Linked DNA regions of Homo sapiens: region 2 is linked to region 1. A link is a contact called in ENCODE Hi-C or POLR2A ChIA-PET data. All regions are on one chromosome and are shown on one strand. Each heading gives the region's core, a stretch centred on a gene start or an enhancer-like site at or near the end of the contact. The rest is flanking DNA. Distances are from core to core; before and after follow the strand shown. Region 1 overlaps LOC105376481 (a long non-coding RNA gene). Region 2 holds the start of LINC02664 (long intergenic non-protein coding RNA 2664).

Region 1 (4,568 bases), core at 1,047-3,546:
TCGGTAAGATGGAAAGATCTGGAAAAATCCCTCCAGATAGTTTAATCTCACACTTTAAATACATTACCTCCCAGGCGCGGTGGCTCACGCCTGTAATCCCAGCACTTTGGGAGGCCGAGGTGGGTGGATCATCTGAGGTCAGGCGTTCAAGACCAGCCTGACCAACATGGTGAAACCCCATCTCTACTAAAAATACAAAATTAGCCGGGCGTAGTTGCGCATGCCTGTAATCTCAGCTACTCGGGAGGCTGAGGCAGAAGAATGGCTTGAGCCCAGGAAGCGGAGGTTGCAGTGAGCCGAGATCACGCCATTACACTCCAGCCTGGGCAACAAGAACGAAACTCCGTCTCAGAAGCAAGACGAAACAAAACAAAACACATTGCCACGGGAGAGTGTAAAGAGGAAACAGCAAAAGGCACAGGGACCGAAATTTGGGGAGTATATACCTTCAGAGCACTTGAAGAAGAATAAAGGGAAGAAAATGAGAAGGACAACAGGACAAGAAGCAGTTGCCGTGGACTGAGGAAATAAGGCCAAGGCAGTCACTTATCACAATTATGCTTATTTAATTAATGTGTTTGCTTTTGTTAGTAAAAGGGCGTGGCATGTAAGTTGGATGATTATTAAATCATTTCTCCAGCATTCTTGTGCATGTACGTTCAAGAGTTAACATCCCCTGACAAATAATACAGTCAGAAAAGAGATTGGAGGCGAGTTTCACATCTGTTTTACTTTAACCTTTCTACACAGGAAAAACAGTCCTGATGACTTTGCCCAGTTTTTAAACTTGGAATTGTCTTTCATGGAACTGAAAAGCCCTCACACACATTGAAATTAATCTCATGGTGTTGAAACTTCTGGAAAGTCGACGTGGAATTTTCTTCTCAAATTTGAAATCCACATAAGAAAGATGTGCAATTAGTAGACAAATGTGGGGAAACGTTCAACCTCATTAGCAATCCAAGATATACAAATAAAAGCAGCAATAACATAACCTTATTGGTTTGGACCGTTGGTGAGCTCTAGTGCTGGCTTCAACTCTGAAACATTGCTGGAGGGAGTACGACTGGGACAATCCCTATAGAAAAATAATTTGGCAATGCATTTTCAGAACTCCAAAACAGCCTGGCTCTGTGTTTTTTTGGAGTTTAATTTGAAATCTATAAAATAAAAAAATACATATAGGAAGGTTTTGTTTCACCTTTATTTATAAGATACTAAGTGTACCTAAAATGGGTAGTAGTTTTGGTTGGTATTCTGAGAAGCAGAGCCTGAGATAGGGATTCTTTCTTTCCTTTTTTTTTTTTTTTTTTTGAGACGGAGTCTCCATCTGTCACCCAGGCTGGAGTGCAGTGGTGTGATCTTGGCTCACTGCAACCTCCACCTCCCGGGTTCAAGTGATTCTCCTGCCTCAGCCTCCCCAGTAGCTGGGACTGCAGGTGCACACCACCACACCTAGCTAATATTTGTATTTTTAGTAGAGATGGGGTTTCATCATATTGACTAGGCTTGTCTCAAACTCCTGACCTGAAGTGATCTGCCCACCTCAGCCTCCCAAAGTGCTGAGATTACAGGCGTGAACCACCATGCCTGGCCGTGGGATGGGGATTCTTGTGCAGTGACGTGGTGAGACAGCGCTTGGGGGTAAAACCTGTAAGAGACACAGCAGCATGTGGCCGAGGATGGAGCTTGATGCTATTGTGGGTTAAGCTGAAGTCTGGTCTCAGTCTGAGCCCATGGGGAGCTCTGAAGTGTGAACAACCCCACAGCATTGTCCTCCCTTGAAGCAAGGGTCTGGGCTTCTGCACAGTGTCACTCATTGGATGAACATTACATTTCCAAGTGAGGCAGCTCCTGTCAACTCTCGAGAGTGGCTCAGCTCATAGCACGTGGGGGATGGAGATTCTGGCTTAGAAAGGGGATGTGGATGCTGGCAGCACCCCTTTCCTATGCAGGGTGGAGGATAAGGCTGCTGTATAGAACCCAGGTCAGTTGATTTATATAGGGCCGATCTCCTGGGCGAGAGGGTTAGATTTGGATCCCTTTTCTTTTGGGAACTGCATGTTGTGAGTGGCTTCTTCCAGTGGGAGCTACTAAATTGTTTCTCCAGTACTCCCTGCTTGCTTCCCTCCCTCCACCTTCTACCACCACTCTGGCCAAAGAAGAACAGTAGAAGAGATTGACTAAAACAAAACAGGAGATGCTAACTGGTGGGTGGACAGCAGAAATCTGGCTTTGACCACTTCAAAAGTGGGGGAATCTGTCTGTTTTTCTGGTTAGTGCTAACCTGATGTTTCACAGTAACAGAACGCATGACTCAGAAGCAGGCCCAGTCTCCTCTGGGAGCATCTGTCCTGTTTTGATTCGGGCTGTGGAGTGTGTAACTTTTAATCCAAAAAATGTGCAGCTCTATACAATCCCTTTTGAATGATACAGAGAGTGGAGAATCAGGCTGGTGTTTTGCATATGATCTTCTCAGCTTTCATTTCCCCGTTTAATCTTTTTGTTTATCTTCCTGGAGAACTTTAAAGAGAAATTGGAAGGAATCGCAAAGTTATCAGGAATAGCCAGTCTTTTGCCCAGTTCATTCGAATAGTTTTTAAATGGAGAAAAAAAGTCTTCACACATTTGAGAACTTTTTTTGAGAATTCTTTCAAATTGATGTCTTTTTACTAAAGACCTCCTGTTTCAACCAGATATTTCTGCATACACTTTAGAAATAAATGATAAATATGTAAATTTAAAAGTAATACGTGCAATGCATTGAGGTTTTTCTGCCTGAAGCCTTAAAAATATTCAAGGGACAATAGACATGAAGTTATAGGAGCCTGCAACAACAGAGGGGCATAAAATTCAGGAGGGACCCAAGAGGTCAAGTGCGTGTGTTTTCAGCTCAAATTCCTGCTTTACCACTTAACACCTGTGGCTTTGGAACAGGAACTTAACCTCTCCAAGCCTCACCTTCTTCAACTACATAAATGGAAATGATATTTCTCCCTCCATAGGGCAGCATGGTAGTGCTGAGGGGCGGAGACATTTGTGCTGCAGGCTCCAGAGCCACGTGCTGGGCTGTCAGTGTCTGCTTCACAACACACTAGCTGCCTGACCTTAGGCACATTAGCCCCTCTGGGCTTCTGTTTCCTTTCCTGAAAATTGAGCACTTACCTTCTAAGAGGCGATTTGAGGATAAATTAGTTACCACTGGAATGTATATATATACGATGGAATACTACTCAGCCCTAAAAAGGAATGAATTAATGGCATTTGCAGCAACCTGGATGGGATTGGAGACTATTATTCTAAGTGAAGTAACTCAGGAACGGAAAACCAAGCATAGTATGTTCTCACTCATGAGTGGGAGCTAAGCTGTGAGGATGTAAAGGCATAAGAATGACACAATGGACTTTGGGGACTCAGGGGGAAAGGGTGGGAAGGGGGTGAGGGATAAAAGACTACAAATCAGGTTCACTGTATACTATTCAGGTGATGGGTGCACCAAAATCTCAAAATCACTGCTGAAGAACTTACTCATATGACCAAATACTACCTGTTTCCCAATAGCCTATGGAAATAAAAGCATTTTTTAAAAAAGAAGAGGACTTGGCACACGATAAGCATTTAATAAACATAGGCTACTAATTTATTTGATATTGAGATGATTTTTAAATTAAATAATGTAAAGAAAATGGTAAGTGTAAATGTTATTAGGTCAGCGCAAAAGTAATCACGGTTTTTGCCATTTTGCTTTTAATAGCAAAAACCGTGATTACTTTTGCACCAACCTAACATAGCAAGGATTTTTTTTCTCTTTTTCTTTTTTCTTTTTTTCTGAGATGGAGTCTTGCTCTGTCGCCCAGGCTGGAGTGCAGTGGTGCGATCCCAGCTCACTGCAACCTCCACCTCTCGGGTTCAAGCGATTCTCCTGCCTCAGCCTCCTGAGTAGCTGGGATTACAGGCACCTGCCACCATGCCCAGCTAATTTTTGTATTTTTAGTAGAGACAGGGTTTCACCATGTTGGCCAGGCTGGTCACAAACTCCTGACCTCAAGCGATCCACCCACCTCGACCTCCCAAAGTTCTGGGATTACATGAGTTAGCCACTGAGCCTGGCCATAACAAGGATTTGATCTGGATGGATTTCAGAGCAAGGGGTATATTCTGTATGAACATCAGTTAAGTTTTTTGATTTGATGTCATCATCATTTTGGGCAAATGAATCACATATCACAAGGCAAGGTAATGGGGACCTTACATGTGAAATATCCAAACAAATGAACACCTAAGTAATCTCTCTAAATTCACATTATGCAATATCATTTTTCTTTATTTCTCTTTCAAGGAATATAAATTATTCTCTTAGTATGATATATCATATTGACAACACTGAAAATAAAACAATCACTAAGAAACAGGTAAAAACAAAAACTTTTTTTAAGAGAAGGGGTCTTGCTCTGTTTTCCAGGCTGGAGTGTGGTGGTGCCATCACTGTTCACTGCAGCCTTGAACTCCTGGGCTCAAGTGATCCTCCTGCCTCAGCCTCCCAAGTAGCTGGGACTACAGGCATGATC
Region 2 (4,869 bases), core at 131-2,630, 120 kb after region 1:
GATCTAGAGAGTTAACATGACTTGGCCAATGGTATGTGGGGAGTTCACCAACCAGAGCCAGGGCTAGAGCCACCCCAGCCCTGTTATTTCCCTGTGCAGCGCCCCCCTTTGGCACATCCTGCTCCTCAAATGAAACTCTGGTGCCTGCCTACTTAGATATTAGCAGATTGGAGGAAAGCAATCAAGGGGCTCCAATTTCAATGCTTCAGCTAGAAACCACTCGTCACTTGCAAAATTATCCTTTGAATTTTCTGGTGAGACTAATGGCCACAGCACTTTATAGAGCTAAAAACAAAAAGCTATTGTTAGGTTTGTTATTGTTGCCATGTTGCTAGGAGAGCCTCTGCGATGGAATGTGCCATTCAATACAAGCTTTGCTTCTCTGGTACAACCCTACCATGTTCAAGGGACATGGCCCAGGTGCAAGGGGAGTGAGACCATACATTGCAAGGCCAAGGCCAGAACAGCAAGAGAAAGGGGAGATTTCCTCTCGGGCTTTGTGGGAGAAGAATCAAAGACTAGCACACAAGTCCTGAAATAACAACAGAGTTCTTCAAATTTAAGAAATAAGCATACATGAAAATTCCAAATGTTATGCTGCTTTGCTTTTGTGGTCCCTAAACCTGCCCATTGCTCATTTGGTTATAGCAAACAGCAGTAAAATGGTCCTGAAATGTATAAGACTGTATTTTGTTGGAAGTAGGCCATGCCCTGGCCCCAAGTTTGATTCACTGTTCTTGGAAATACTCCAAGCATGGTGGTGGTATGAGAGTGGGATATTCACCCAAACACCTAGTTGATCAGATCAGCAAATACAGGCAAGGAGGGTGGCAGATGAACAGAACTGGATACACGTGTGTAAGACAAGTGACAATGTCCTCAATTATATGCTGGAATGAAAAGCACATGTCCACCTCTTCAAGCACCTGAATTCCAAATGCCATCACTTTCCTTTGTTATTTGCATCCTAGAAAATACACCTCCAAGGATAATGTGTGCATATATATACATATATTTCCAGGGTGAGAGAAAGCATGAAGAATAAAGGGAGAATTAACGTACCATTTAACATTTTTGAAATGTTTGAAAACTGCCACTGGGAAAATGGTATACCTCTTGCTTAAAAAATGACACATTTTATTTAAAAATATTCCGCATTTTTTATTTCAGGGGAAGGGGAGGTAAGGGCTGTTGTTTTGTAAAACCTCCCAAGGCTGAGCATGGCTGTCATTTCTGGAGTCTTTCTGCTGAGGCCATTTCTCCTGTGACCATGGGCTAAAGGGCACAGCCGCGTGCCCCCACAGCTGCTTCTGAATTCTGAGCACAGGCCAGAGGAGGGGAAGGGCCGGATGTTTGCAGAAGCAGAGCCGACCCTTGGGTAAAAATGGGAAAACAAAAAGTGGTCAGGATGGATTCCAGAGTAGTTGGAGTTATAGGGAAATCTTCACTGCCAATGTTCTCTAGATCCTCAGCACTACGCCCTGGCCAGCCCCGAAGTCGTGGAGCCCCCCTCCTGCCCTGGGCTGGCCACCTCTCTCACTGGATGAGTGATGTGCTCTGGCTCAAAGGCTGAGGGGGCAGGTGGAGGATGCCTGCCGCGGAACGTGGGTGCTCCCTCCATCAGAATCTTCTCACTGGGAGAGGATCTGCGGCCGTCACCTGCAGCCCCGGTCCTGGCAGAGCTTTTGGAGAAAATGGTAATGTTTGCCTGGTCACTGGGACCACAACTCAAGGGTGGAGGGTACTGGAACGGGATGGGCTGAGGGGTTCCAGGTTCCACTCAGCTGCCCAAGGGCTGGAGGGATCTATGGCCCTATCCCTAAGGGAGGAAAGAAAGCCTTTGCCCTCCATGAAAGGATTCAAGGGGTCTTAGGGCCTTCTTAGTGGCCCTGAGGTCATGATGCTAGTTTGTGCTGTGCTCTGTAGGCTGCCATTGTATTTTGCTATTGTGGGAAAACAGAGGCAGTGCAAGGACTGAGGAAGAAGAATGTAATTCTGTTGGGGGCTTGGAAATCCCCAGCAGGGGCCACCCATGGAAGAGGACACCCCAAGTGCCTGCCCTGGGCCAGGGGAGAAGAAAACGGAGTGCCCAAGGCCTCAGCTTCTCCACTAAGCACCTGTTCCCTCTGCAAGGGGAGAGGGCCACCAGCTGAACCAGTGTCACCTTGCTCAGATCCCAGAACTTGGGCTCCAGAAGCAGCAGTCAGAAGCTTCTGGAGCAGCTCATAGACCCCTGGCCCAGGCCTCCTGCACTCTCTGGTGGTCCTGTAGCAGCCTCCCACTGAAAATGTCCTCTCACTGCTTCTGCAGAATTATGCCACAAGGGAGAAGCAGCTGGCAATACATGTGATTGGATTTTTCTTTTGTTTTGTTATAATGAGAAAGTGAAGGAATACTCATGGGCCAATTTGTAGAGAGAGAGAGAGAGAGAGAGAACATATGAAACATGCCATAAGGAAGGTGGTCTCTCATTTCACTGCACATTGTTTGGCAAAGATGATGTCATTTCATTCACATGTCGAAAGTAATTGGTCCCTTACCAACCACCTATGAAATTAAGAGCATTTCACATAGATAGCTGGAAGATTCAGGGAGCATGGTTTTCATTTATGATTATTTTCAAAGTGAAATGTTTGCCAGACTAAACAACAAAGTTCTTTGCTTGTTTCAAGAGTCCTTTGAGTGTGAATCATGCCTTGATCGACTATGTTTTTTCATTTGTAGTCTTTACTGAGTCTCCGAACGATGGTGCACCTAATTAGTCATCACCAGCACATTATCACTGGAGATAGACAACCCAAATCCAAAGACTTCATGCAGAGTTTTCTGATGGAGTTCCTCAGACACTCTATTTTTCCAGTTCAGCTCACAGTCTTGGGCATCAGATGCTTTTTCCCACCCTCTAACTTTGTCCCCATCTTTTCTAACAAAAACACAATTACTTTTTGCTCTCAATTCAAGATTCCGGGACTAGTAAGATGATACCAGGGTTGGGTATCCACTGAACAGGAATAGCCAGAAAGATCCAGGAACTGAAATTGGGTTAGCAGATTAGAGCTTCGGTGACCCTGAGAAGTTGAGCCCCCAAACCATGGCTGTACCCTAGGAGAGGCAGAGCCAAGGGGTTTGGCATCAGCCAGATATTGCAAACCCGAGAAGGCAATACCCACAATCCAGGAGCTCAGAAATCAGAGATGCAGCTAGGTAACAAACACAGGTTGTGGGAGCCAGGAATAAGCCAGGGAGAGGATGGGGAAAGGCCCCATGGCTGTCACATGCCTCCCGCCAGGGCCAACTGGAATCCTACCTGTGGAGGCTGGGCCCATTGGGGACCCCAAGCAGCACCCACAGCCTGGAGTGTCAAAGTGGGTGGAAGCAGCAGGCACCTGACAGCAATTGCAAGGGAGCAACTATTCCATGTTTTTTGACGCATGCAGCAGTTCCGAGGTGATGCGCGTAAGCATTCTCAGCCTCATTGGGTTCTTCTGTACATCAACTGTAGTGATGCCTGCATTTCACAAAATGTGAAACTCAACGGTGGCTGTGTACAAACATGAAGAAGAAGGGATGCAATATTCAGCTCATGTAGACGAAGTATCGTTTCATGTGGTGACAGGGTAGCTGGCAGTGGTAAAGAGTGGTGAACTTTCGGGGAGGCATGACAAAAAATTATTGTACATAGAGCAGAAAGTCAGAAAGCAAAATGCAAAGGTCCCAGGAGCTATCTTAGAGCAATGCTTCCCAGCCTTTTGCTAACCCATGGCATTCAGAGAAATTATCATTTTTCTTTTTTTCTTTGACATTTATTTTAAATTCCAGGGTACAGTGCAGGATGTGCAGGTTTGTTACATAGGTAACTGTGTGCCAAGGTGGTTTGCTGCACAGATCATCCCATCACCTAGGTATTAAGCCCAGCACCCATTAGCTGTTCTTCCTGATGCTCTCCGTCCTCTCGTCCCCACTCACAGGCCCCAGTGTGTGTCCCCACCATGTGTCAGTGTGTTCACATCGTTCAGCTCCTCCTTATAAGTGAGAACATGCCATGTTTGGTTTTCTGTTCCTGGGTTAGTTTGCTGAGGACAAAATGTGGCATGAGGATAACATGTAACAGGAGCATAACATGAGGCTTCTTGCTTCATCCATGTCTCTGCAAAGGACATGATCTTATTCCTTTTTACGGCTGCATAGTATTCCATGATGTATGTGTACCACATTTTCTTTATCCAGTCTATCATTGATAAACTTGGCATTTGGGTTGATTCCATGGAGAAATGATCATTTTTCTAAGGCCCTCTTGGATAAAGATTTGCTTGCAGCCAAAGGCAAGAGGTTCTGGGTTTCAGCCCTTGGGCACTTGCCTGGATGCCCTAAGGGTTAAGTTGGGGGCTAAGGGTAGTCACTCTCTCCTCACACTTGGAATTCATTCAAGGCTCTAAGTTGAGGAGCTCAATTTTAGAAGACTGGGAAGGAATAAACAGAAATGAAGCATGTCACAGCGGACTTTGGATCAATCTGCAAAAACCCATACCTGCTGTTGGCCAAACTACGCTTACACTAGGTGTAAGTTCCTGCTCTCAAGGAGCTCCCAGAAGAGGGAAAGAATGGAGACAGAAAAGCACTTGTTATGATGAACTAACCATGACCCACGGGGTGCGATGAGAAGGCGAGTTTATTCTTACCTCCACCTCCTTTCAGAGTTATTTGCTAAGGCCCACCCTTTTGCAGTCCTGGGGGAAAGCTCAGGGGCCCATAGCTTTCCTGGTCACCTTTAGACATTAAAAGTGTCCCAGTTGCTTAAATCTCAAAACATCAGCTCTTTCCAGTAATTAATACATTGAATCAAGTGTAATAATCAAAAGCGTCATGCTT

Evidence for each region. Hi-C counts contacts between places; a loop is a spot of excess contacts on that map. ChIA-PET counts read pairs that join two places held with the same protein, here RNA polymerase II (POLR2A).
Region 2: a loop to region 1 is called in a map with no recorded cell type, with 2.2 times the contacts of the local background. The contact joins the promoter of LINC02664 here to the enhancer-like site in region 1. A Hi-C loop is called at or near these places in 1 of 37 single-sample maps with no recorded cell type. POLR2A ChIA-PET finds 5 or more read pairs at or near these places in 1 of 52 experiments (RWPE1).

The regions. Positions count from the first base shown.
Region 1 is chr10:31,062,260-31,066,827 of GRCh38, forward strand. The region is part of intron 1 of LOC105376481 (a long non-coding RNA gene); the gene reads left to right. Among named protein-coding and RNA genes, the nearest start is that of ZNF438, 33 kb to the left of the region's middle. Within about 2 kb of position 2,297, at least 10 of the 41 ENCODE cell types and tissues checked have a DNase peak (open chromatin) inside an H3K27ac peak, as active enhancers do.
Region 2 is chr10:31,186,503-31,191,371 of GRCh38, forward strand. It overlaps LINC02664 (long intergenic non-protein coding RNA 2664), which reads left to right and starts at 1,381. Exons shown (of 3, transcript NR_134478.1): 1 at 1,381-1,697.